Linked DNA regions of Homo sapiens: regions 2 and 3 are each linked to region 1. A link is a loop called in an ENCODE intact Hi-C map of the cell type or tissue named here. Cell type or tissue: dorsolateral prefrontal cortex. All regions are shown on one strand. Each heading gives the region's core, and the rest is flanking DNA. Links, peaks and the distances in the headings are about the cores only.

The links. A loop is a pair of places that touch in the nucleus more often than their neighbours do. Peaks named below come from ENCODE experiments on the same cell type or tissue, not always from the same donor. Only the 100,000 strongest peaks of a DNase experiment are listed, where the experiment ranks them.
Region 2: it touches region 1 in a loop (8-fold over the local background); 88 of 110 quality-filtered maps call a loop at or near these places.
Region 3: a loop joins it to region 1, with 4 times the contacts of the local background. A loop is called at or near these places in 20 of 110 quality-filtered maps.

What each region holds. Positions count from the first base shown.
Region 1 is chr3:150,491,403-150,499,746 of GRCh38, reverse strand. No RefSeq gene overlaps it. Among named protein-coding and RNA genes, the nearest start is that of SERP1, 51 kb to the left of the region's middle. In dorsolateral prefrontal cortex, for the core only: CTCF peaks have their summits at 3,781 and 3,987 (motif pointing right); a DNase peak (open chromatin) is centred at 4,471; H3K27ac peaks cover 548 bases.
Region 2 is chr3:150,223,461-150,231,804 of GRCh38, reverse strand. No RefSeq gene overlaps it. Among named protein-coding and RNA genes, the nearest start is that of LINC01213, 11 kb to the left of the region's middle. In dorsolateral prefrontal cortex, for the core only: a CTCF peak has its summit at 3,845 (motif pointing left); a DNase peak (open chromatin) is centred at 3,854.
Region 3 is chr3:149,933,227-149,941,570 of GRCh38, reverse strand. The region is part of intron 8 of RNF13 (ring finger protein 13); the gene reads right to left. It also overlaps the pseudogene NPM1P29. Among named protein-coding and RNA genes, the nearest start is that of PFN2, 33 kb to the left of the region's middle. In dorsolateral prefrontal cortex, for the core only: CTCF peaks have their summits at 4,452 and 4,657 (motif pointing left); a DNase peak (open chromatin) is centred at 4,620; H3K4me3 peaks cover 268 bases.

The DNA of each region.
Region 1 (8,344 bases), core at 101-8,100:
GGGTTTAAATCAACCTTTATAATATGAAGTAATGTATTTGAGGATTTGAAGTGGGTAGGCTTGCAAACATTTTGCATTTGCTTGTAGTTATAAAAACTCAGAAATGCTTAAGAAAAAAGAAATGTTGTTAATATTAAGCCAATTGTGCATTTTATCCCACGTCTATTTTCATTTACTGGCCCCCATTGGAGACCAGAATGATGAAGAATATCACCAAGTTCTTTTAATTAAAAAATTTAAAGAAGACTCGCCTCTCACAATGAGGAGTATTCTTGCATATTTTCATCTTCTACTTCCCTTTCTTTTGAATCCCCCATCAATCTTCAGTCAAAGTAGTATCTATTTCATGCACTTTGATCACCCATGAAGAAGTGGTTTATTATTATTTTTCCTCTCTGAAGAAGGGCCCTTTGTCTCTCTCTCTGCTCCACTGATGTTGTAATCTAGGCTCTTCTAAGAGCAGAAACTAAAATATTGAGAGGTTGCTGCTTAAGTGACTACACATTGAGACAAAACGAGCTCCTCTTGGATCTCCACACCTGTGACCATGACAATTTAGAACAGAAGAAAGGTCTTGAACCCATACCATGGTATTTCATCAATTCTAAGATGCCACTGATTGTAGGAAGGACCATTATTTTATATATCACTAAGAACAAAAAGGAATGTTGCCAATTAAACTATGATGTGGTGTCTTAGCTGTAATACTTATGCAGTAATTGATTATACTAACCTCTCATTGCTTTGACAATTCTTTCATCTATTCTGAAGGATTTGGCAAGATCTCCAAATATATTCAGGATGCATTTCATAGCATGTGCTATGCCAATGTTTCTCAAATTTGACAGGGCACATAAATCACCTGAGCATCTTGTTAAAAAATGTTAGGTTCTGACTGAGTAGGTCTGGGGGTAGGCCTGAAATTCTGCATGTCTGATACATTTCCAGGTGGCACCGATGCTGCTGGTTGCAAACCAGTCATTGAGTAGCAAGGTGACAGGTCATCTTTTACATACATCTCCCTAACCAAATGTAGCTCCTCTTCATCTACTTGTGAGTCTTTTCCTGTCTTAGATCTCATAAACTACTTGCTTGTTGCTTTATAGAAAAACACAGGATTATAGTAATTCCTCTAACAATGAATATTTCCTTTACAAATAATCAAACTTACTTTCCACCTTTGCTAGGCCTTTCTTTGTATGCCTTTTTGTTTCAGCATTGAATTATACTGTAAAATTTTTGAAGACATTTTAAAGAGCACTTAAGCTGAACATATCCAATAGGAACAATGCACACGACTCAACAGAAGTGAAGGTATATAAGCCAGGTGCAGTGGCTCACACCCATAATCCCAGCCTCTGGGAGGCTGAGGCAGGAGGCCAGGAGTTTGAGACCAGCCTGAGCAACATAGCAAGACCCCTGTCTCTAAAACCTAAAAAAGAAAAATAAATTAAAAATAGTAAAGTGAAGAGAATATAAACAACTATGACCAGGTTCATGAATCACAGGCAATGACATCTCTGTCACAGCTACTGCCTGGCCAACAGCAAACACAAGATACCATCAGATTGTATGACTCATCCCAATTTCTCTGCAGTATTAAAATAGGAAAACGGTAGAATTGTGAAACACCGTATATTTAAAAGAGCAAGACAATAAGAGGGCAAGAAAAGATATAAGAAACAAAACTACATAAAGTGCTTTGCATTTATTTGTTCATTCATGTTTTCTTTATTGAGTATTGACCATAGGTAAGGCAGTACACTCTGAGGTAATAGTGGTGAACAAGCAGTTCCCCAGCTCCTGCCCTCAGATACCTTACAATTCAGCAGGGAGACTGACATTAAGGAAATAGAGTCAATCTTCATTATTTGTGGATTCCGAATTTGTGAATTTGCCTTTGGGTCAGTCTACTAGGGCTGCCATAACAAAATACCACAGACTGGGTGCTTGAGCAACAGAAATATATTTTCTCACTGGGGACTATAAGTCCAAGATTGGGGTGCTAGAAAATTTGGTTTCCAGTGAGACCTTTTTTCCCAGCTTGCAGTTGGCTGCCTTCTCACTATTGGTCATGTTGTGAAGAGGGAAGGAGAGATACAGAGACAGGAGAAGAGAGGAAAGAGGAGGGAAGGAGGCTTCTCTGGTATCTCTTTCTCTTCTTATAAGGGCACCAGTTCTATCAAATTAGGGCCCACTCTTATATAAGACTGCATTTAACTTTAATTGCCTTCTTAAAGGTCTATCTCAAAATACAGTCACATTGGGGGTTAGGGCTTTAACATATGAATTTTGGGAGGATACAGGACAGTCTATAATAGCCTGCCTGCTAAAATTTACTTGTAACCCCCAAATCAATATTTGCAGCACTTCTGTGGTCATTTATAGACATGTGCAAAGCAGCAAGAAATTTGTATTGTCTATTGCACACGTTCCTGAGGCTGAACAAGGTGACTCCCTGACTTCTTATTTTGGCTCCCATATTGTAAACAAGTATTCTTTTTGTGGTCTATTATTCCCATATTTTTCTCATTTTTGTGCTTTTTGTTGGTGATTTCACAGTTTAAAATGGCCCCAAACATCGTGCTGAAGTGCTGTCTAGTGTTCCTAAGCAGAAGGGTGCAATGTGTCTTACAGATAAAACATGTTAGATAAGCTTCATTCAGGTATGAGCTGGCCATGATTTCATTGTTAATGAATCAACAATATATACTAGGCTGGGCGCAGTGGCTCATGCCTGTAATCCCAGCACTTTGGGAGGCTGAGGCCGGTGGATCACTTGAGGTCAGGAGTTTGAGACTAGCCTGGTCAACATGCTGAAACTCCATCTCTACTAAAAATAAAAATTAGCCAGGCGTGGTGGCATATGCCTGTGGTGCCAGCTACTTGGGAGGCTGAGACACGAAAATTGCTTGAACCTGGGAGGCGAAGGTTGCTATGAGCTGCCATTGTGCCACTGCACTTCAGCCTGGGCAACAGAGCCAAACTCCATCTAAAATATATATATATATATATTTCATTTTATATATATATTTCATTATATGTATATGTGTGTGTGTATATATATACACACATATGTATATATATATACACATATGTATATATACACATATACATATAATGAAATTCTTTAATGGCAACACACCTAAAACAAGGTTGTGTATTGACCAGTTGATGAAAATGTGACCAGAGGTTCGCAAGATCCTAACCGTATATTTCCCCTAAAAGCAGTGGTTCAATATTTGCAACTTCATGGAACACGAACTACCAAAAATAACAATAACTGTAACTGAAATTAATTGTTTAATAATTGCAGTGTGAAGACACATTATAAGATTCTATGAGAAGGTTCTATAGAAGCATCATAAACATCTATATTTAATATATTCATTCAACATATTTGCAGAGTGAAAAAATACTGCATATCAGAAAAAATAATAGATGAGGGGAGAAATTAACATTGGAGTCTCATTATGCAGTATATAGCTCAAAGTGTGATGGGCTTTCATGAGTTCTGCTGGGTATTGTTTATTTGTTCATTTTTTTGTGTTTTTAACAAAATAAGATTGCTACAATAGTAGGACTTTCAAGGCTGTGAGTTTTTCAGTTCCAAATTTGGAATCTACACTAAAAACTGTGAATGCATCTGGAGTGGGGGGAGCCAGGGGACTGGAGGGCGGCAGCTTTTTGCTGTGGTGGATGAAGATAGGAGGTTAGGGAAAATACCAGCCCCTGGTAGAAAGTAAACCCAGAAAGAAATTTGAAAATTAAGAAGTTTCTCTATTCTTGGCTCCTACAAGGAAGCAAAACAAAGAAAGAAAGGCGTAGATCAGTTTTTAAAGTTTTTGTGATAATTACCTTTTTTCCAGTTTGAAAACATTTTCTAATTAAATAATTTGATCTCATATACATAAGGGAGGCACTGAAGTGATTATTTTTCCAGTTCCATTAAGGGCTTGTGTTCTGACTTACAACCACCAGGTGGAGACAAAACAAAACTAAAGTATTTCCCATATTTTGAGCTTTATATTGAATTTGAGCAATTCTTTAAATCAGGAGTATGGAGAATTTTTTTTTTCTTTTCTCTTGTGAATAAGCCACTCACAGGGCCAAAAACTTCATAGATCAAAGATCACATACAAATTCAAAACAAGCACAATTTTTGAAGAGAGCCATAATGTGTTCAAATCAATATCTGTTAAAATTAAAACTGGGAAACATGTATATTTTAAATAAGTTTTTAAAAAGTAAATATATTTTCATCCTGCAGGAGCCAGATTAAAAAAAATAAAATTTTCAGGTGACACTATGGCCAGTTAGAGAATGTGAAAGATGAAGTAGAGAAAAATAGGAAAAAACAAAACAACAAGGAGAAGAAAGAAAGAGGAAGAACAAAGCAGACACAGACACAGACAGGCATACACAGAGTGAAACACTGAGTGGCTGAAGCTGGCCTAGAGTGTGAGATTGACACACAGAGACAGCCAAGGTCCATGCCTGTTATGGGGCCAGCATGGTTTTGATCCTTCTTCTCCAAGTGTACTGAGGGTATCCGGGTCAGCAGTCCCACAGAGCTCTTTAAAAGGCTGATTAACCTCCAACCATCCCCTTTCTGAACTGCGAATTGGTTCTGCTTTTATTTTCAAACTTCAAAGTTTAATTTCAAAATGAAGATTTCTCTTTCCATCAAAATTGAAAGATTTTTCCCACTCCATGTAAAGGGGGTAGGAAAACCCCTTTAAAAACTCGAGTTTCTAAAAGTTCCCTCTTTGTAACTTTAGAAATTTGGGGGTGATATAGTTAATATTCACAGGTGGTCAGGTAGCCTTATTCCTGTTATTTTTTATTTGGGGGTTTCTCATTTCATAGTAGTTGGAAGTTATAATTCTAGTGGCCATATAATTGTTCTGAACCTTATTGACAATCAAACCTACTGTGTGCACGTGTGCGTGTGCTAGCAGTCACATGCCCGTGTGCCTATTTAGAGCCCTGTGAAGATGTTCTACCAGAGGAACAAAGACAGAATTTCCTCTCTGGGAAGATGGGGTAACAGCAGACCCTTCTGTCTGCCTATTGAAGGATCCAAAAGTTTCAGTCACCATAGCTCATCACAAAGAGGAGGAAATGGCCCTCACTCTGCAGTTCACTTCTCATTATTTACAAGGAACTGGATGCAATGAAGTTAGGAGCAAGGTCCTAGTAATGAGCTGAACTTCTCCATGAGTCTCATTGTTCAGATGAAATGTGGGGCACAGTTTGTCATTGTAACTAGAAAGTAATGGGGGCGGGGTATTGGAACGAGCCTGTTTTAGAAAAACTCATCTCATAGGCATTGTGAATCATTACAATTTATCACATTTGAGACTTTGGTAAAAGTATATGAAAGTTGGTAGCCTTTTGATAAAAATGTCACATTTCTTCCTATAACACTTGGGGAATTTTAAAAAATTGGAGCAAAGGCTGGGCGCGGTGGCTCATGCCTGTAATCCCAGCACTTTGGGAGGCCGAGGCAGGCGGATCATGAGGTCAGGAGATTGAGACCATCTTGGCCAACATGGTGTAACCCCATCTCTACTAAAATACAAAAAAATTAGCTGGGTGTGGTGGTGTGTGCCTGTAGTCCCAGCTACTCGGGAGGCCGAGGCAGGGGAATCGCTTGAAGCCGGGAGGCGGAGGTTGTGGTGAGCCAAGATCGCGCCACTGCACTCCAGCCTGGTGACAGAGCAAGACTCCATCTCAAAAAAAAAAAAAAAAAAAAAAAATTGGAGCAAAAAAATAAAAAGCCAACACTGTCTTGTCATTTAACAAGTACCTACTTACTTTTTAAGAGCATTAAAATTGCCTCACTGGAAGCCAGCTGTGTGACCTTGGGCTACTCATTCAACCTCTCTGGGTGTCTGAGTCTCAAAGGTGGAGCATGCAGTCCTGGGGACATGGGCAAGATGATCCATTGAGGAGCTGGAGGAAATGTTAGAAATTTTACTTATAATTTTCCATCTAAAATGTAAGGGAAAATGTTAAGCTTTACTAATATTTGGTATATGGATTGACTGAGTACAAGTATATAATTTGATACCCAAAGGACTATAAATCAGGCTGCTATAAAGACACATGCACACGTATGTTTATTGCGGCACTATTCACAATAGCAAAGACTTGGAACCAACCCAAATGTCCAACAATGATAGACTGGATTAAGAAAATGTGGCACATATACACCATGGAATACTATGCAGCCATAAAAAATGATGAGTTCATATCCTTTGTAGGGACATGGATGAAATTGGAAACCATCATTCTCAGTAAACTATCGCAAGAACAAAAAACCAAACACCGCATATTCTCACTCATAGGTGGGAATTGAACAATGAGATCACATGGACACAGGAAGGGGAATATCACACTCTGGGGACTGTGGTGGGGTCGGGGGAGGGGGGAGGGATAGCATTGGGAGATATACCTAATGCTAGATGACACGTCAGTGGGTGCAGCACACCAGCATGGCACATGTATACATATGTAACTAACCTGCACAATGTGCACATGTACCCTAAAACTTAAGAGTATTAAAAAAAAAAAAAAAAAAAAAAAAAAAAAAAAAAAATGCATGCACATGAAAAAAAAAAAAATTGCTTTTGGCTGTAAAGTCTGTTTTATCAGATCCGTTCATTTATTCATTCACTGATTCAATTAAAATAAACATTTATTGAACATTTATTGTTTTTAAGGAATGTCCTAAACACTGGAGATACAGTAGTGAACAAATGAGAAAGTCCCTACTCTCTTGGATCTGACAGATCTTATATTTTATTTGGAGATCACAGACAATAAACAAAATATAAAAAAAAAAAAAAAGTATATAATTTGTACATGTACAAATTAGGGGGTGCCTGTTCAAAAATGCTTTCCTGTTACTGGTTTATGATTATAAAATATATGGAGATTACTGACCTATATCATTCAAAGATTAAGCCAGATTTGGTGTTTTTTTTTTCTTTTTTCTTTTTCTTCTTTTTTAGACAGTCTCACTTTGTCGTCCAGGCTGGAGTGCAGTTGGTGCGATCTCAGCTCACTGCAACCTCTGCCTCCCAGGTTCAAGTGATTCTCGTGCCTTGGCCTCCTGAGAAACTGGGATTACAGTTGCGCACCACCACAGCTGGCTAATTTTTGTATTTTTTTAAGTAGAGACAGGGTTTCACCATGTTGGCCAGGCTGGTCTCGAACTCCTGACCTCAAGTGATCCAACTGCCTCAGCTTTCCAAAGTGCTGGGATTACAGGCGTGAGCCACTGCGCCCGGCTGATTCAGTATTTTTTCAGATTGCCAGTTACAACCTGCTTGATGGGTTGTGCAAACAATTTAGTGAATTTTTAAAGAGTGAAATAAAATATCAATGTCATTGCTCATAGTAAGAATTAGGTGTTGTCTGTGAAAATTTACAGATGAACACATGTGTGAGTACTGGGTTCTGATGTAAAGTGTATCTCCCATTGTGGGTCATCTTTTGAAAAATTGAAAGCAACGGGTGAGAGCAGTGTTTCTCAAAGTGTAGTCCTCAGACTATCAGCAGTATCACCTGGGCATTTATTAGAAATGCAAATTCTCTAGGCCCATCTAAGATTTACTGTATTAGAAATGTGGGGTGCAGTCCACAGCTGTTTAATGCTTAGGTGATTTTTTTTTTTTTTTGGTGTAGTTCTTTTTTTATTTTAGTCAACTATTTTCAACTCTAAAATTAAAATAAAAAAATAGGCCAGGTGCCATGGCTCACACCTGTAATCTTAGCACTTTGGGAGGCCGAGGTGGGCAGATCACTTGAGGTCAGGAGTTTGAAACCAGACTGGCCAACATGGTGAAACCTCGTCTCTAGTAAAAATACAAAAAAATTAGCTGATTGTTTTGGGGTCGGTTGGGGGGAAGGCGCCTGTAATCCCAGCTACTTGGGAGGCCGAGGCAGAAGAATCGCTTGAACCTGGGAGGCAGAGGTGGTAGTGAGCCGAGATCACACCACTACACTCCAGCCTGGGTGACAGAGCTCAAAAATAAAATAAAATAAAATAAAATAAAATAAAATAAAATAAAAAATAATAAAAACATTGTATAATGAAAGTTTACCTTTATGATATCTTCTGTTAACCTCAGCACTATTTTTACCTTGTATTTTTATATGTATTTTATGACATATTTTTGCTTTTTGCCGTTTATTTTATTTTTTAATCTATTCAATTTGACACCTAGCCATTTATTTTAATTTTATTTATTTTTGTTTATTGTGGTAAGAATACTTAAAGTGAGATCTACCCTCTTAACAGATTTTTAAGTGTGCAATACATTATTGTTAACTA
Region 2 (8,344 bases), core at 210-8,209, 270 kb after region 1:
GCAATAAGCTCATATTTTTGTCTACATATTTGACAGTTTCTCTAATATAGGTATCTAGAAGCTAAACTGTTGGGTTTAGGAAAATGCAAATTTTACCTTTTGAAAAATTTTTGTCAAATTGTCCATCAATGGCCAGGTGCGGTGGCTCACGCCTGTAATCCCAGCACTTTGGGAGGCCGAGGTGGGTGGATCACAAGGTCAGGAGATCGAGACCATCCTGGCTAACACGGTGAAACCCCGTCTCTACTAAAAAATTAGCTGGGCATGGTGGTGGGCGCCTGTAGTCCAAGCTACTCGGGAGGCTGAGGCAGGAGAATGGTGTGAACTTGGGAGGCGGAGTTTGCAGTGAGCTGAGATTGCACCACTGCACTCCAGCCTGGACGACACAGTGAGACTCCGTCTCAAAAAAAAAAAAAATTTGTCCATCAATTTGGTAGTACCAGAGGGAATACCTGTTTCTCCACATTCTTACTGATCTTTCATTGTTTTTTTATTGCTAGCTAGGTTGAGCACTTTTACACATGTGTTTTGAATTACCTATTTATGCCCTTTGCTCATTTGCTCATTTTTCAGTTAGGTTGCTTTTTGTTTTTTTTTTTTTTTTTTTTTAGTCAATTTGTAAGAGCATCAAAATTTAAAAAAAAAATCCATGTATTCACCATCTGGCTTCAATATATCTACTCATGGCCAATATATTCTCCCACCTATTTCTATCCCAGGCAAGGATTATTTTGAAGCAAATCCCTATTACATTATTTCATTTGTTAATATTTTACTAAGTAAATGTAAAAGACTAAAACTCTTAAAAATATCTACAATCTTATCATCACTTAGAAAGATAACTCTCTTAATGTAAATATTCAGTGTTCATATTTTCTCCATTAGCTCTTACATTTTTAAAAATAATTGCCTTGATATCACCAAATATTTAGCCAGTGTTTACATTTTTTCCATTGCCTCATAAATCTTTTTCAAAAAATTTGTTTGAATCAAGATCTAAGGACCATAAGTTTTATTCATTTGTTATTGATATGTAACAACAGTACATATTCATAGGCTACATGTGACATTTTGATACATGCATATAATGTGTAATGATCAAATCAGGTTATTTAGAATATTCATCATCTCAAATATTTATCACTTCTTTGTGTTGGGAACATTGCAAATCTTCTCTTCTAGTTATTTTGAAATATACAATAAATGATTGTTAACTATAGTCATCCTGCTGTGATATCAAAAACTAGTACTTATTCCTTCTAACTGTATATTTTTCACCCATTAACCAACCTCTCTTCATCCTCTGCTCCCCTAGTCTTTCAAGCCTCTGATAATCTTTCTACTCTCTACCTCCATAAGAACCACCTGATTAGCTCCTTGACTGGCTTATTTCACTTAACATAATGACTTTCAGCTCCATCTATGTTGTTTCAAGTGACAGGATTTTATTCTTTTATTTATTTATTTATTTATTTTGAGACACAGTCTTGCCCTGTCGCCCAGACTGGAGTGCAGTGGCACAATCTTGGCTCACTGCAACCTTTGCCCCCAGGGTCAAGCAATTCTCCTGCCTCGGCCTCCTGAGTAGCTGGGATTACAGGTGTGAGCCATTGCACCCAGCCAGGATTTTATTCTTTTTATGGCCGAATAGTATTCCATAACAGTATTCCTGTTATCAAAAAGCTGTTATCTTTTTGATAACAGCTATTTTAACTGAAGTGAAACGATATCCCGTTGTGGTTTTGATTTGCATTTTCCTGATGATTAGTGATGTTGAGCATTTTTTTCATATACTTGTTTGCCATTTGTATTTTTTTTTTAGAAGTATCTATTCGGATGATTCACTCATTTTTAAAATAATATATATATCTTTGCTATTAAGTTGTTTGAGCTCCTTATATATTCTGGTTATTAACCCCTTGTCAAATGAATAGTTTGCAGATATTTCCTCTCATTCTATAGGTTGTGTCTTCACTCCATTGGTTGTTTTCTTGCTCTGCAAAAGCTTTCAGCTTGATGTAATCCCATTTGTCTACTTTTGCTTTGGTTGCTTCTGCTTTGAGATCTTACCCAAGAAAATCTTTGGCCAGAACAATGTCCTGTAGAGTTTCCCCAATATTTTCTTCTAGCAGTTTCATAGTTTCAAGTCTTACATTTAACTCTTTAATCCATTTTGATTTGAATTTTGTCTGTTGAGAGATCGAGGTCTAGTTTCATTTTTTGGCATATGGATCTCCGGTTTTCCCAGCACCATTTATTGAAGCAGTTGTTCTTTCCTCAGTAAATGTTTGGTGCCTTGTTGAAAGTCAATTAGCTGTAAATATGTAAATTTATTCCTGGGTTCTCTATTCTGTTCCAGCGGTCTGTGTGTCTGTCTTCATGCCAGTACTATGCTGTTTTGGTTTTGTAGTATGTTTTAAATTCAGGTAGTGTGATGCCTTTAGCAAGGTCCATAGATTTTAATTAGTGCCTTTTAAGTCTCTGAATTTATAGATTATTTCCCTCATTTGTTGAAGAATTCTGGTTATTTTCCCTATGGAGTTTCCCACAGGCTGGACTCTCTGATGATACTCATGGTGTCATTTAACATGTTTCCATGCCCTGTGTATTTCTTGCATACTTTTAGTTAGATCTAAGGCTTGATCAGACTCAGGGCTGATGTCTTGACAAGAATACTTGAAAGATTGTGTTGTACATTTCCAACAAGGCCACATAGTTCTGGCTGGCTCTTTGTGAAGTTAGCAGCCATTCGTGATTGTGTTGTTGTGGATCCACTCAAGAAACAGAAGCCATTCGTTAATTCAAATACTGGAAGTTTCATAAAAAGAACGATTAAGATAAGTGATACGATTTAGCTGTGTCCCCACCCAAAATCTCATCTTGAATTGTAATCCCCATAATCTCCACGTGTCAAGGCAGTGACCAAGTGGAGGTAATTGGATCATGGGGGTGGTTTCCCCCATACTGTTCTTGTGATAGTGAGTGAGTTATCTTGAGATCTGATGGTTTTATAAGCGTCTGGCATCTCCCCTGCTTGCACTCACTCTGTACTGTCACCCCATGAAGAAGGTGCCTGCTTCTCTTTTGCCTTCCACTGTGATTGTAATAATCCTGAGGCCTCCCCAGCAATGCGGAACTGTGAGTCAATTAAACCTCTTTCATTTATAAATTACCCAGTCTCAGGTATGTCTTTATTAGCAGTGTGAGAATGAACTAATACCATAAGATAAGAGAGTACCTATGAAGACATAAAGAGACTCCTGAAGAGTACCCTATGTCTAGGGGAGAGTACTCAAGGAAAAGCAAAACTGGAAGGGGTGGGCTCTTCCCCAAGGCTGCGATTCCAACATTATTGGAGCAGGCAAGCATGTGGCCTACTAGATAGCAGTTAAGTTCACTGGGCTGTCCAGCCAGAGCCGGTCCACAGCCTCCAGGCCAGCAGGAAAGAAACCAATGAGTGCAGGTGCGTTAAGTCTGGGAGGTGAGGCCTCATGTGTGCAATGGGTGGAGGGTCTGGTGTGCAATGCTCATGTTGTGTGGGCCCAGGGAAACAACATCCTGGGGTGCAGGCCAGCTGATGCTGGAAAGCAGTGCCCAGGAAGAGTTGAGACTCCACTGCAGATGTTAATCCACATCCCAAGGACTGAGGTGAGGTTCACTGGGCCGAGTCTGGGGCTCTGAGGTCACTGAGGGACTGTACATTCTGGGTATATGGCTGGGGCAGAGCACCACTGGGTAACTCACACACGCACTGTTGACAGACCATGCAGCTGGAGCAACAAAAAACAAAGGTCAGTACCCTGGAACCAGGAAGAAAAGCCCCCCTTCTCCTACAGTGTCCCTCCAGCGCCCTCTACCGACAAAGCTTCACATCGATCTCACTGTAAAGGGGAAATGCTTGAAGAGTCCATTCCATTACCCCAGAGCAGTTACTGAAGGGTGGATGTGGGGCTGAGAGGCAATAAATTAATAACTGGCATAATGATCAGTGGCTAGGTTCATTATTCATTAGGGGTTGCAAAATGGTGATAATCTAATTCTATCCATCTTCCTACATTAGGTTGGAAGGCTTCTAGTGGGAGAAACTTCCCACATCCCCTCTTTGGTGAGGCCCCAAGGCAAAATGTGCACAAAAACCTGGCTCCCACCCCACTGCCACCACTTTCCCTCTTCTTACCTAGTGTAGATCCTTAGGGTCTTAGTAATTTTTAAATTCACCTTATCTTTAATTCCAGGTCTGATCTGAACTCTACTTCTGGCCTCTTGGCATCTCCTTTTCGCTCTGGTCCAATGCCTAACTTCAGGTCGAAACTATTTTCTTACCACCTCCTGAATCTTGACTCTGCCCATAAATTCCCTGAAGAGAATGTATGGGAAGTGGCACTTCTCATTTACATCTCCTGTAATCCTCGCAAACACCTTATGAGATGGGTGTTATTGTCTGGGTTTTACAGATGGGGAACCCAACTAAGGCTTAGAGAGGTGAAGCAAGGAATGAAGAGCTGGGGTTAGAGCCTGAGGCTGCTCACCTCTGAATTGTGAGAGTTGGAGGCCCAGAAGGACATGCTGCCTTCCGCAGATTCCTCTTCAGGTAACATCAAACTCACATGCCTCCTGGATTCTCACCAGTTCTCTGTTTTTTCCTGAATTTCCAGGTCATTACAAATGTTCTTCACATTGTCTCCTGCTAGCTTCACCACTGAAAACTCCCCATCTCTCTTACAGGATCACTTCCTCCAGTATCCAATCCAGGTCTTTATTTTCAGGCCTGGATTTCTTCTGAAACAGTTGCCTAATGCTATTTAACTGCATTTACTTCCCCACAACTTAATTGCATTTTATTTTCTCTTGTCTCAGATTACTGGGACAGACACCTAAATCCTCTCTAGTTCTGAAGATACTGTTTTTACCTCCTCCATCATCCACTCTCCTGCACTCTCCCTACACAGAGAAGGGAATGAGAATAGAGGTGAGAACTTCTCTTCCCAGAGGTAGGTATGCTACTGGGGGTGGGGGTGGGGGTGGGGGATGGGGTGTAAAGAAGGAAATAAACAACTGCCAGACCTGGCACTGACATTGAAACTCTCTTCATTCTCCACTTCAGAAAACCATGACCCAGCTATGAGGTCTCTATCATTCCAGCTATGTAGAGACAGCTAAAAATCATGGTGAAACCTCCGCTGTCCTTTCTTTCTTCTCCAGTTCATCCTTCCTCATTCAACAACTCACCTGCTACTTTTCCTTTTCTCTCGAGTCATCCCCTCCACCCTACAGTTATAGCTCCCAACTCCTGATCATCCTGAGCCCCTTCCCCTCCATTCCTTCCTCTTGGTCCGTAGCCCCTCTCTTCCTCTTTCCTTCCTCTTACCCAAGCTTCACTGGCAAAATCAAACAACATAACAAAAGAATGGGGAATAAGCAAACAGCTGCCTACCCTTGCTTGGAAGTCCCTGGGAAGCAGCTTCCTTCACCTCCATTGATTCTGAGTCTCTGCGCTTCGGAGTGTTTGGCCCTCGTTCAAGGCTACGGTGGCCATGGACTCATTGTGTTGAGATGAAGGTAAATCCAGGCAGTTTCTTTTTTTAGATGCAATTGTGTTTCTGGAAAAGGCTGCACATCACATAATAGGAAATCCTGAGAGGGTGAAGACTGTTTCCTGCCAGTTGAAGCATTGTTGTCTTTGGCTGTTCTGACAATAGCAGAAACCTTCGAGTAAGGTGGAGGGGCCGGGAGGGAAGAGCTGGCTGCGTTGGGGTAGATGAAGAGTGAACTGCGGAGTCGGGGAAAGTGGAGATTGCCAGGGACAGTGATATAAACTAAGTGAAAGCAAATAAGTTGTAGAACCCTGCCAAAGGATGAAACCAGCCAAGAAAAAAAAAAAAAGAAAAAAAAGAACTCTGATTACTTCGAAAAAATATCTGTCAAAATGCTCTCAGCTAGGGGAAGACATTGTCAGGTTATTATGGGCTTTTTTTTTTTTAATATAAAAAATGGTCCATGAAACAAGTAGGTATCTAATGGATCCTGCTCGGGGATGGTAATGATGACAGTCAGTGATGATGACAATGATGGGGATAGTGATAACTATATTGGAGAAAGTCACAGCTTCATTCATTTAAAATAGAAATGCTCTCTGCTGTAGAATCTTTAGACCTAAAAAAATAGAGGCTCTTTGGGGATCTATGGATAGTTCTGGAGCAGGGGCTTCTCATCTTTTAAGTGCATATGAATTTCCTGGGATCTTGTTAAAATGCAGGTTCTGATTCATACCCTGGGATGAGCCCGAGATTCTGCATTTCTGACCAACTCCCAAGTGAGTTCTGCTGGTCGTTTAACAGATCCATCCTCTTTCTACACTCGGGACTAAAGGCGCTTTTTCCTACTTCAGGTGCAATGACTTCATGTTGGGGACTTGAAATTGGCCAGTGCTATATGTGAAAATCAGGGCTTTTTTCTCCCCCTACTTTTTTTTTTTTCCTCTTTCTTTTTGGAGAGCTGGTTTACCAGCATACTTTTGGAGTGGGAGAATGACCACTGTGTGGTCCATGGACCCACGAGGCCCATTTTGAGACTGATGTGGGCCGTTTATCACAAGGTTCTGTATGTTCCACTCTAACAGGGGGCCATGGTGGTGCTTGGGTCAACTGTCATTCGTGTCCACTCAGATCCTATGTCTAATAGTCCTTGAAAGATCTAGGGGTTCTCCTTTCTCCGGTGTAGAATTACTCAGGTAAATGGCTAAAGGAGTCTCTGGGGAGGATTGGGGGAAGAGCTACCACAGATATTTGGTGTGGTTTGTTGCAGCATCCTTCCTCAAAGGGACCTGACCTCCCCTTCAATCAATGAGTCCTGGATCTTAGAGCTGACTCACATGCAGAAACTGGGTGAGGGATTGTGATTTTTATTATAGCAGCTGACACCAGCCTTCTGCCCACTTGCTCTTGATCTTTTCAGTGACATAAGTCAAGCCAGGCCCTCACTGGCTGCCCGTGATCTCACCTGCAGACACACCATGGTCTATCAGCCACCCCGAGGGGTCCCCGCAGGTCAAGGCTCAGGGTTGTCTTTCTGCTGTGCTTCTCATTACGACAATTACTTCCACCTTGCCTCTGATGGTTCAGTGCCTCCACCTGGACTTTGGTATTCCAGCGTGGTATCATTCCCATTGACTATGAAGCCCAATTCTAAGGCAGCATCTCCTGCAAAAGAACCACTGCAGAAGTTCTCAGGGACACTGATGCCTCCCTAACTAGTGGACGCCTCATTACTGTAGTAAAGGGAGAATTCTCTTTGCTTTTTACCAGGATATTAATCCTCAGTCACTAAGCTCTTCCTTATCCAGCCTTATTTTCTGTCCCTGCCAACCCTGACTCAACACTGTCAAGATCCATTCCCATTCATGTTCTCCCAGTCCCTGCCAGTATTTATTACCCAGGTCCTGTGGCTTTCCTCCCTTGCAGGGATGCTGCTTCGCTGCCTGAACCTTACTGAGACTTGACCATAATTGATCTACAGCAAAGGGGAGAGGCAGGAGCAGATCTTCAGGACAGCAAACATTGTCTGGGAAGGTACCTGACTCAGGGGAGGTCTTTGTCTAATCATCTCCTCTAGCAATTAAGAGGGGCTAACTTCTGCCAGTCCAGTGGTTCCTGGGAATCTGGGGGTTCATGTTCTCAGGAACATCACCCCAGGCTCCCCATCTTGGGTATCAGGGCCCTATATCTTTCTTATCAGGGACCTCACTTCCCATAGGAGATACACCAGGGCTGTGAATTCAACTTCCTTTGTTACTAGAACACTCTGAAAAAGAGGGCCTGAACCTGTTTTTTTTTCCTGATCTGCCTTCCAGCTGCAGGAGATGAAGGTTTTTAAAATGCTTCCCTGGAAGCCTTCTGGCATCCACACTATGTTCTAAGTTGATGGTTGGCTGATCTGAACCTGTCATTTTCTTCTTTCGCGGTTCCAATTACAGCTAAAGACAACTAACCATCTCTACAGACTTTTGCTACCATATTGCTCAAGTGCCAGAGCTATTGCATAAGCTGATGTGTCTCCTTCCAGAGGACTCCATCTTAGTTCACTGCATATGAGGATCTTACAGAACTCAACCGCAAAATGAGTATGATGAGAATCTTACAGAATCTTTCAAAACTCCACTCAACACCAGCTATGGGGTCTTGTGACCATTGGGCTGATAAATGATCCAATTCCACAATCCCATCCCGAGGGTCTGCTTCCCAGGAGCACTTCTAGCCCCAGCTGTCTGAGACTGGGTTATCATCTCCAATTAGATCACAATGCAAGGATTTGAATGCAAGTAGTTTATTTGCAAGGGGACCCAGGA
Region 3 (8,344 bases), core at 210-8,209, 560 kb after region 1:
ACTTCTACAACTCAACAGTAAAAAAAAAAAAAAAAAAAAACCTAATTTAAAAATGAGAAAATGACTTGGATAGAAAATTCTCCAAAGAAGATATACGAATAGCCAATAAATACTTGAAAAGATGCTCATCATCACTAATCATCAGGGAAATGCAAATCAAAACAATGAGATATCGACTCATACTCACTAGAATGGCCACTAACAAAAGAGCAGAATGTAAGTTGAGCATGTGGAGAGCCCTTGTGCACTGGTGATGGGAATGTAAAATGGTGCAGGTAGTACAGAGAGCAAGCAGTAAGGAGATACTCCTAAAATTAAAAAGACAATTAGAATATGATTCAGCAATCCCACTTCTGGATATATATCCAGAAAGAATTCAAAGCAGGATCTTAAAGATAAATTTTCACCCATGTTCATGGAAGCATTATTTATAATAGACAAGGGGTAGAGTGGAAACAATCCAAATGTCTATTGACAACGAATGGAAAAGGAAAATGGTATATACATAAAATGTAGTATTATGAAATCTTTAAAAATAAAAGAATATTCTGTCACATGCCACAACATAGGTGAACCGTGAGGGCATTATGCTAAGCAAAATATGCCAGTTGCAAAAGGACAAATACTGTATCAGTCCACTCATATGAAGTATCTAAAGTAGTCAAATTGTAGAAAAGAAACAGCAGAAATGTGGTTAGCAAGGGCTGGAGAGAAGAGAAAGAGGGAATTATTAGTATTTAGTGGGTACAGAGTCTTAGTGTTATAAGATGAAAAAAATTCTAGAGATTGGTTGCACAATAATGTAAATATACTTAACACTATTGAACTGTACACTTAAAAATGGTTAAGATTGTAAATTTATTGTTATGTGTTTTTCTACAATAAAAAATGCAAGCAAAAAAAGGTGAAGAAAAAATAAAAACTTTCATAAACACAATTTGAGGTAATTTTTGCCCACAGAACTGACTTGTGAGAAATGTTAAAATAAGTTCTTTAAAGAGAAGAAAAATGATATAGGTCAGAATCTTAGATCTACATAAAGAAAGTAAACATCCTGGAGGAGAAATAAGTAAAAGTAAAATAAAAACTTCTACTTTTCTTATTCTTACTTGATTTTACTTGTGAACAAACAAATAGCAGTTTGTTCAAAATAGTAACAGCAATAATATATTCAATTATGTATGCTATGAATGTATAACATATATAAGTGAAATGAATAACAGCAATGATATAAGGGATGGAGGGTAGAAATTAGGAATATTTTGTTATTATTGGGAACTTGCACTACCCACAAAGAAGTATAGTGTTATTTGAAAGTCAAATTGGATTAGTTGTAAATGTACAATGCAAACTCTAGGGCAACCACTAAAAAAGAAAATACATACACACATATAAATAACATTAATATGCTAAGAAAGGAAAGTGGAATCATTATGAAATACTTAATTAAAACCACAAATGATGAAAAAAGATTGAAAGAGAAAAACAGAAACAGGGGCAACAAATACAGAACAATGATAAATATAATAGATATTAACCCAACTACATTCATAATCACTTTAAATATCTATGTCCTAAATATGCTAATCAAAAGATTGTCAGAGTGGATCAGATAAAAAAAATAAGACCAGCTATATTTTGTTGAAAAGAAACCCACTTTAAATATGAAGACACATACCCTGGTGTGATTCCATCCTGCGCGGCTGTTCTCTGGAGCAGCAGTCGTTTATCTCTGTCCACCTTCTCTCCCACCTAAGTGCGTGTCACCACCCCATGGAAGATTTGATGGACATGGACATGAGCCCTCTGAGGCCCCAGAACTATCTTTTCAGTTGTCAACAAAAGGCCGACAAAGATTATCACTTTAAGGTGAATAATGATGAAAATGAGCACCAGTTATCTTTAAGAACGGTGATTTCAGGGACTGGAGCAAAGGATAAATTGCATATTGTTGAAACAGAGGCAATGAATTATGAAGGCAGTCCGATTAAAGTAACACTGGCAACTTTGAAAATGTCTGTACAGCCAATGGTTTCTGGGGGCCTTGAAATAACACCACTGGTGATCTTACGGTTGAAGTGTGCTTCAGAGCCAGTGCATATTAGTGGACAGCACTTAGTAGCTGTGGAGGAAGATGCAGAGTCAGAAGATGAAGAAGAGGAGTATGTGAAACTCAAGTTTATCTGGAAAGCGATCTGCCCCCGGAGGTGGCAGAAAAGTTCCACAGAAAAAAGTAAAACTTGCTGCTGATGCAGAAGATGATGATGAAAATGACGATGATGATGATTTTGATGATGAGGAAACTGGATAAAAAGCACCAGTGAGGAAATCCATACGAGATACTCCAGCCAAAAATGCACAGAAGTCAAATCAGAATGGAAAAGACTGAAAACCATCAACACCAAGATCAAAAGGACAAGAATCTTTCAAAAAACAGGAAAAAACTCCTAAAACACGAAAAGGACCTAGTTCTGTAGAAGACATTAAAATGCAAGCAGTTCATCAATTATGTGAGGAGTGCTTCCGGATGACTGACCAGGAGGTTATTCAAAATCTCTGGCAGTGGAGGAAGTCTCTTTAGGAAAATAGTTTAAACAATTTGTTAAAAATTTTCCATTTTATTTCATTTCTGTAACAGTTGATATCTGGCTGTCCTTTTTATAATGCAGTGAGAACTTTCCCTACTGTGTTTGATAAATGTTGTCCAGGCTCTATTGCCAAGAATGTGTTGCCCAAAATGCCTGTTTAGTTTTTAAAGATGGAACTCCACCCTTTGCTTGGTTTTAAGTATGTATGGAATGTTATGATAGGACATAGTAGTAGTGGTGGTCAGACATGGAAATGGTGGGGAGGCAAAAATATACATGTGAAATAAAACTCAGTATTTTAATAAAGTAAAAAAAAATTAAGACACATAGATTAAAAGTAAAGAGATTGACAAAAATATCATGCTAACCCTAATCCAAAAAATGTGAGAGTAAGCATATTTTCAGACAGAGCAGACATCAGTGCAAGAAAAATCATCACAGATAGAGAGGCATTACATAATAATAAAGGGATCAATTCTCCAAAAAAAAAAAAAATAATAATAACAATATGGCCAGGCACGGTGGCTCATACCTGTAATTCCAGGACTTTTGGAGCTGGTGGATCACTTGAGGTCAGGAGTTCGAGACCAGCCTGGCCCAACATAGTGAAACCCCATCTCTACTAAAAAATACAAAAATTAGCCGGGCATGGTGGTCTGCACCTATAGTCCCAGCTACTTGGGAGGCTGAAGGAGGAGAATTGCTTGAACCTGGGAGGCAGAGGCTGCAGTGAGCTGAGATCGCACCACTGCACTCCAGCCTGGGCAACAGAGCGAGACTCTGTCTCAAAATAAATAAATAAAAAATTTTAAAAAATTATATATATACATAACTATATATATAACAATATTTAATGTGTATGTACCTAATAACAGAGTGCCAAAATATATAAGGCAAAAATTGATAGAACTGCAAGGAGAAACAGATGAATCTGCTATTATAGTTGGAGACATCAACACCCCTCTATCTGAAATGTACAGATCCAGCAGGCAGAAAATCAGTAAGGACACAGTTGAACTCAACAGCAGCACCAGTCAACTGGATTTAATTGATATACACACTACTTCATCATCCAACAAGAAATAGAATATACATTCCTTTCCAGCTCACATGGAACATTCATCCACGGAGAGACCACATTCTGGGACATAAAGTATACTTTATTTTTTAAAAATAAGTCTTACAATATTACCATGCAGAGCACAATGGAGTTAAACTAGAAATATATAATAATATATAAATACAGATAGCTGGCAAATTCCCAAACATGTGAAGATTAAAAAACACACTTCTGAGTAACAAGCAGGTCAAAGAAGAAATCTCAAGAGAAATTTTAAAATATTTTGAGCTAAGTGAAAATAAAAATACAACATATCAAAATTTGTAAAATGCAGTGATGTTACCAAAATGGCAGAGTAGAAGCAATCTGAGTTGATTTTCCCGTACAGAAAATGAAAAACAACTATACAGTGACAACATTATCACCATCAATATTCCAGAACTCAAAACTGAGGCTGTGACAATCCTTGGTGTCACAAAAAAGTGAAAAATTAAGAGAGAATGGACTTTTCTATCCATGATGCCCCTCGACTTCTCTATCCATGATGCCCCTCCCTTAAGTTATTAGGCACTGGATAAAAAAGTCTCCCAAGACTTACGGTTCCTATCCTGGAGAAACTGAGACTAAGGTAGACAGCCAGTTTCCCTACCGTCTAGGGTTACTATGCAGGAAAGCTGTTCCTGCCTCAACCCACAGGAAGCATTGCTAGTGCCTGTTGGGAGAAAATCTGAAGACAGCTATGGACAAACGTGGAAGTAGGGCTAGCAACTCCAGCAAAGGAAACTTGGGGCTGCTCTTCATCTCAGCCAAAGGAGATGCCAAATCAGAGGGACAGTGGATCAGCAGCAGTAGGAGGCACATTCCACGGGTCCTCTGCGCACAAACTCCTAGCTAATTCCCTTCCCCACCAACCCCAGCCAGGGAATCCCCTTTGGAACATCCCCTAACCCAAGATGGTCAGTGCGCCGAACGTTTGTGAAAGCCAGGCAAACCTGGGCTTAGGGTGCCATCTAGTGCTGAAAAGAAGGCAGTGATCTAAGTCTAAGAGAATGCAACAAACGACACCTGAAAGACCAAGCAAAGGCAGATAGCAAAAACTAGAATAAATAACAAATCAATATGAAGACATAAATGTACATCTGTAAGAAACAACATCAAACAGGGAACCACGACCTTCCCAAATTTACAAAGCAAGGAGCCAGTGACACCCTACCAACCTGAGATGAAGATGTGTAAGTTCTCTGATCAAGAATTCAAAATAGCAATTTTGGAGAAACCTGGGGAACTCCAAGATAGCAGAGTAAAACACTTTAGAAACTTACCAGAAAAATTTAACAAACAGATTAAAAAATTAAAAAAATAGAAATCTTGGAACTGTGAAATACATTGGCTGAACTGAAAATGCATGAGAGGGTTTTGACAGAACTAATCAAGCAGAAGAAAGAATCAGTGAGCTCAAAGACAATTTGAAAATATATAAAGAGAGGAGACATAGGAGAGTAAAAAGGAAGAACACATATAAGATCTAGAAAATAGCCTAAAAAGAGCAAATTTAAGAGTCATTGGCCTTCAAGACATAGTTAAGAAAGAGCAAGGGGTACAGAGCTTATTCAAAGAAATAATAACAGAAAACTTTCCAGATCTATAGAAAGATAAATATCCAGGCATAGGAAGGTCAAAGATTACCAAACAGATTAAACTCCAGTAAGACTATCCCAAGGCATACAATAATCAAATTCTCAAAGGTCAAAAACAAAAAGAGGAGCATAAAAGCAGAAAAAAAAGAAGCATAACATATAAAGAGCTCTAATTCATCTGTTAATGGACATCTAGTAGAAACCATACATGCCTGAATGGAGTGGGATGACATATTAAAAAGCTAAAGGAAAAAAAAAAACTGCCAACTGAGAACAGTGTCCCCAGCAAAGCTATCCTTCAACCATAAATGAGAGATAATGACTTCTGAAGACAAACGAAAGCTGAAGGAATTCATCTTATAAAAAATGTCAAAGGTAGTTCTTCAATCTGGAACAAAAGGACACTAACATGCAACAAGAAAATATCTGAAGTTATAAAAGTTATTGGTAAAAATATACAGACAAATTTAGAATACTCTAATACTGTAACTGTGGTATCTCTAGTATGAAGACTAAATCTACCAAAGTAAAAACTACAACAATCTGTTAAAAGTCAGGCAATATAAAAAGATGTAAATTGTGTCAACAAGAGGTCAAAATGTGTGTGGGGGATGAAATTACGATGTAAAGTTTTTTGTCGTTTTCTTTGTGATCAACATTGAGTTCTCATATATTCAGAATAACTTATAAGATGTTTTTTGTAAGCCTCATAGTAACCACAAAGCAAAACACCTATAATAGGTAACACTAAAAATAAACAGCAAGGAATTAAAACATACTACCAGAGAAATTTGCACAATCATAAAGAAAGGTGAAAGAGAAAGAAAGAAAAGAAAGTAAAAAAGGAGTTACAAAACAACCAGAAAACAAACAACAAAATGACAGGAGGAAGTTCTTACCTATCAATAATAACAATGTAAATGAACTAAATGTTCTAATTAAAAGACATAGAGTGATTAAATGAATAGAAAAACAGAACCCAATGATCTGCTGCCGATAAGAAACTCACTTTACCTATAAAGACACATAGACTGAAAGTAAAGGGGTGGAAAAAGATATTCCATGCAATTGGAAAACAAAAAAGAGCAAGAATAGCTATATTTATATCAGATAAAATAAACAACAAACACTTAAAAAGAGACCCAAAAAATCACTATATAATGATAACTGACATTTACAGAACACTTCATCCAGCTCTGTGGAATATACATTCTTCTCATCAGCACATGGAACATTCCCCAGGACAGATCACGTTAGGAGAAAAAACAAGTCTCAGCAAACTCAAAAAAGTCAAAATTGTATCAAGTATCTTTTCTGACCACAGCAGAATAAAACTAGATTTTTATTCTTTTTTAAAGGGGAACTTTGGGCCAGGTGTGGTGGCTCATGCCTGTAATCCCAGCAATCTGGGAGGCTGAGGCAGGCAGATCACTTGAGTCTAGGAGTTTGAGACCAGCCTTGGGCAACATGGTAAAACCTCATCTCTACAAAAAAATTAGCTGGGTGTAGTAGTGCATGCCTGTACTCTCAGCTACTTGGGAGGTGGATACTGCACTGAGCTGAGATTGTGCAACTGCACTCCAGCCTTGAGCCAAAGAGTGAGACACTGCCTCAGGAAAAAAAAAAAAGGAACTTTGAAAACTATAAATATGTGAAAATTAAACAACATGCTCCTAAATAAAAAATGGGTCAATAAAGAAATTAAAAAGGAAATCTAAAAATTTTTTTGAGCAAATGAAAATGGAAACACAGCATATCAAAATCTATGGGACAAGCAAAAGCAATACTAAGTAGGAAGTTCATAGCAATAATCCTCCATCAAAAAGGAGAAAAACTTCATATAAACAACTGAACAATCCACCTCAAGGAACTAGAAAAACAAGAATAAACAAAATCTAAAATTAGTAGAAAGAAATAATACAGATCAGAGCAGAAATAAAATTCAGACTGAAAAATACAAAAGATAACTGAAAGAAAAAAATTGTTTTTTGAAAAGATAAAGTCCACATACCTTTTGCTAGACTAACAAAAAAAGAGAAAACACTCAAAGTATAAATGAAAAAAATTACAATCAATACCCTAGAATATAATGATCATCAGAGATTTTATGAATAATTATATGCCAACAAATTAGATAACCTAGAAAAAATGGGCAAATTCATAGACATGTACACCTGTCAAGACTGAACCATAAAGAAAGAAAAAGCCTGAACAGACCAATAGCAAGTAATGAAACTGAAACAGTAATTAAAAGTCTCCCATCAAAGAAAAGCCCAGGACTGGATGGCTTCACTGCTGAAAACTACCAAACTGGAAAGGAAGAAGTCAAATTAACCTTGTTCACAGATGACATGATTGTATATTTTAAAAACCAAAGAAAACTCCATCAAGAAACTGTTAGAGGCTGAGCATGGTGGCTCACACCTGTAATCCTAACACTTTGGGAGGCTGAGGCGGGTGGATCACTTGAGGTCAGGAGTTCGAGACCAGCCTGTCCAACATGGTGAAACCCCGTCTCTACTAAGAATACAAAAATTAGCCAGGCGTGGTCGTGGGTACCTATAGTCCCAGCTACTTGGGAGGCTGAGGCAGGAGAATTGCTTGAACCTGGCAGGCAGAGGTTACAGTGAGCCGAGATCACACCACTGCACTCTAGCCTGGGTGACAAAGCTAGACTCCATCTCAAAAAAAAAAAAAAAAGAAGAAAGAAAAGAAACTGTTAGAACTAATATAGCAAATTCAGTACAGTTGCAGGATATAAAATCAACATACAAAAATCAGTATCATTTGTATATGCCAACAGCAAACAATCTGAAAAATAAGAAAGTAATCTCATTTACAATAGCTACTCTGGAGAGCGCAAGCTGTAATCCTTGGTGGCTTCCATGTGGTATTAAGGCTGTAAGTGTGCAGCATTCAAAAGAATACAAGTGGGCTGTGAACCAACCACTTGCTAGATAGATTAGCATTACTAAAAAAGAGCCAAGTGCTAATATCCAAGACAATTTAAAAAAAAAAAAAAGCCTCAAAAGGCAGCTCCTCCCATCACAAGCCCAGAG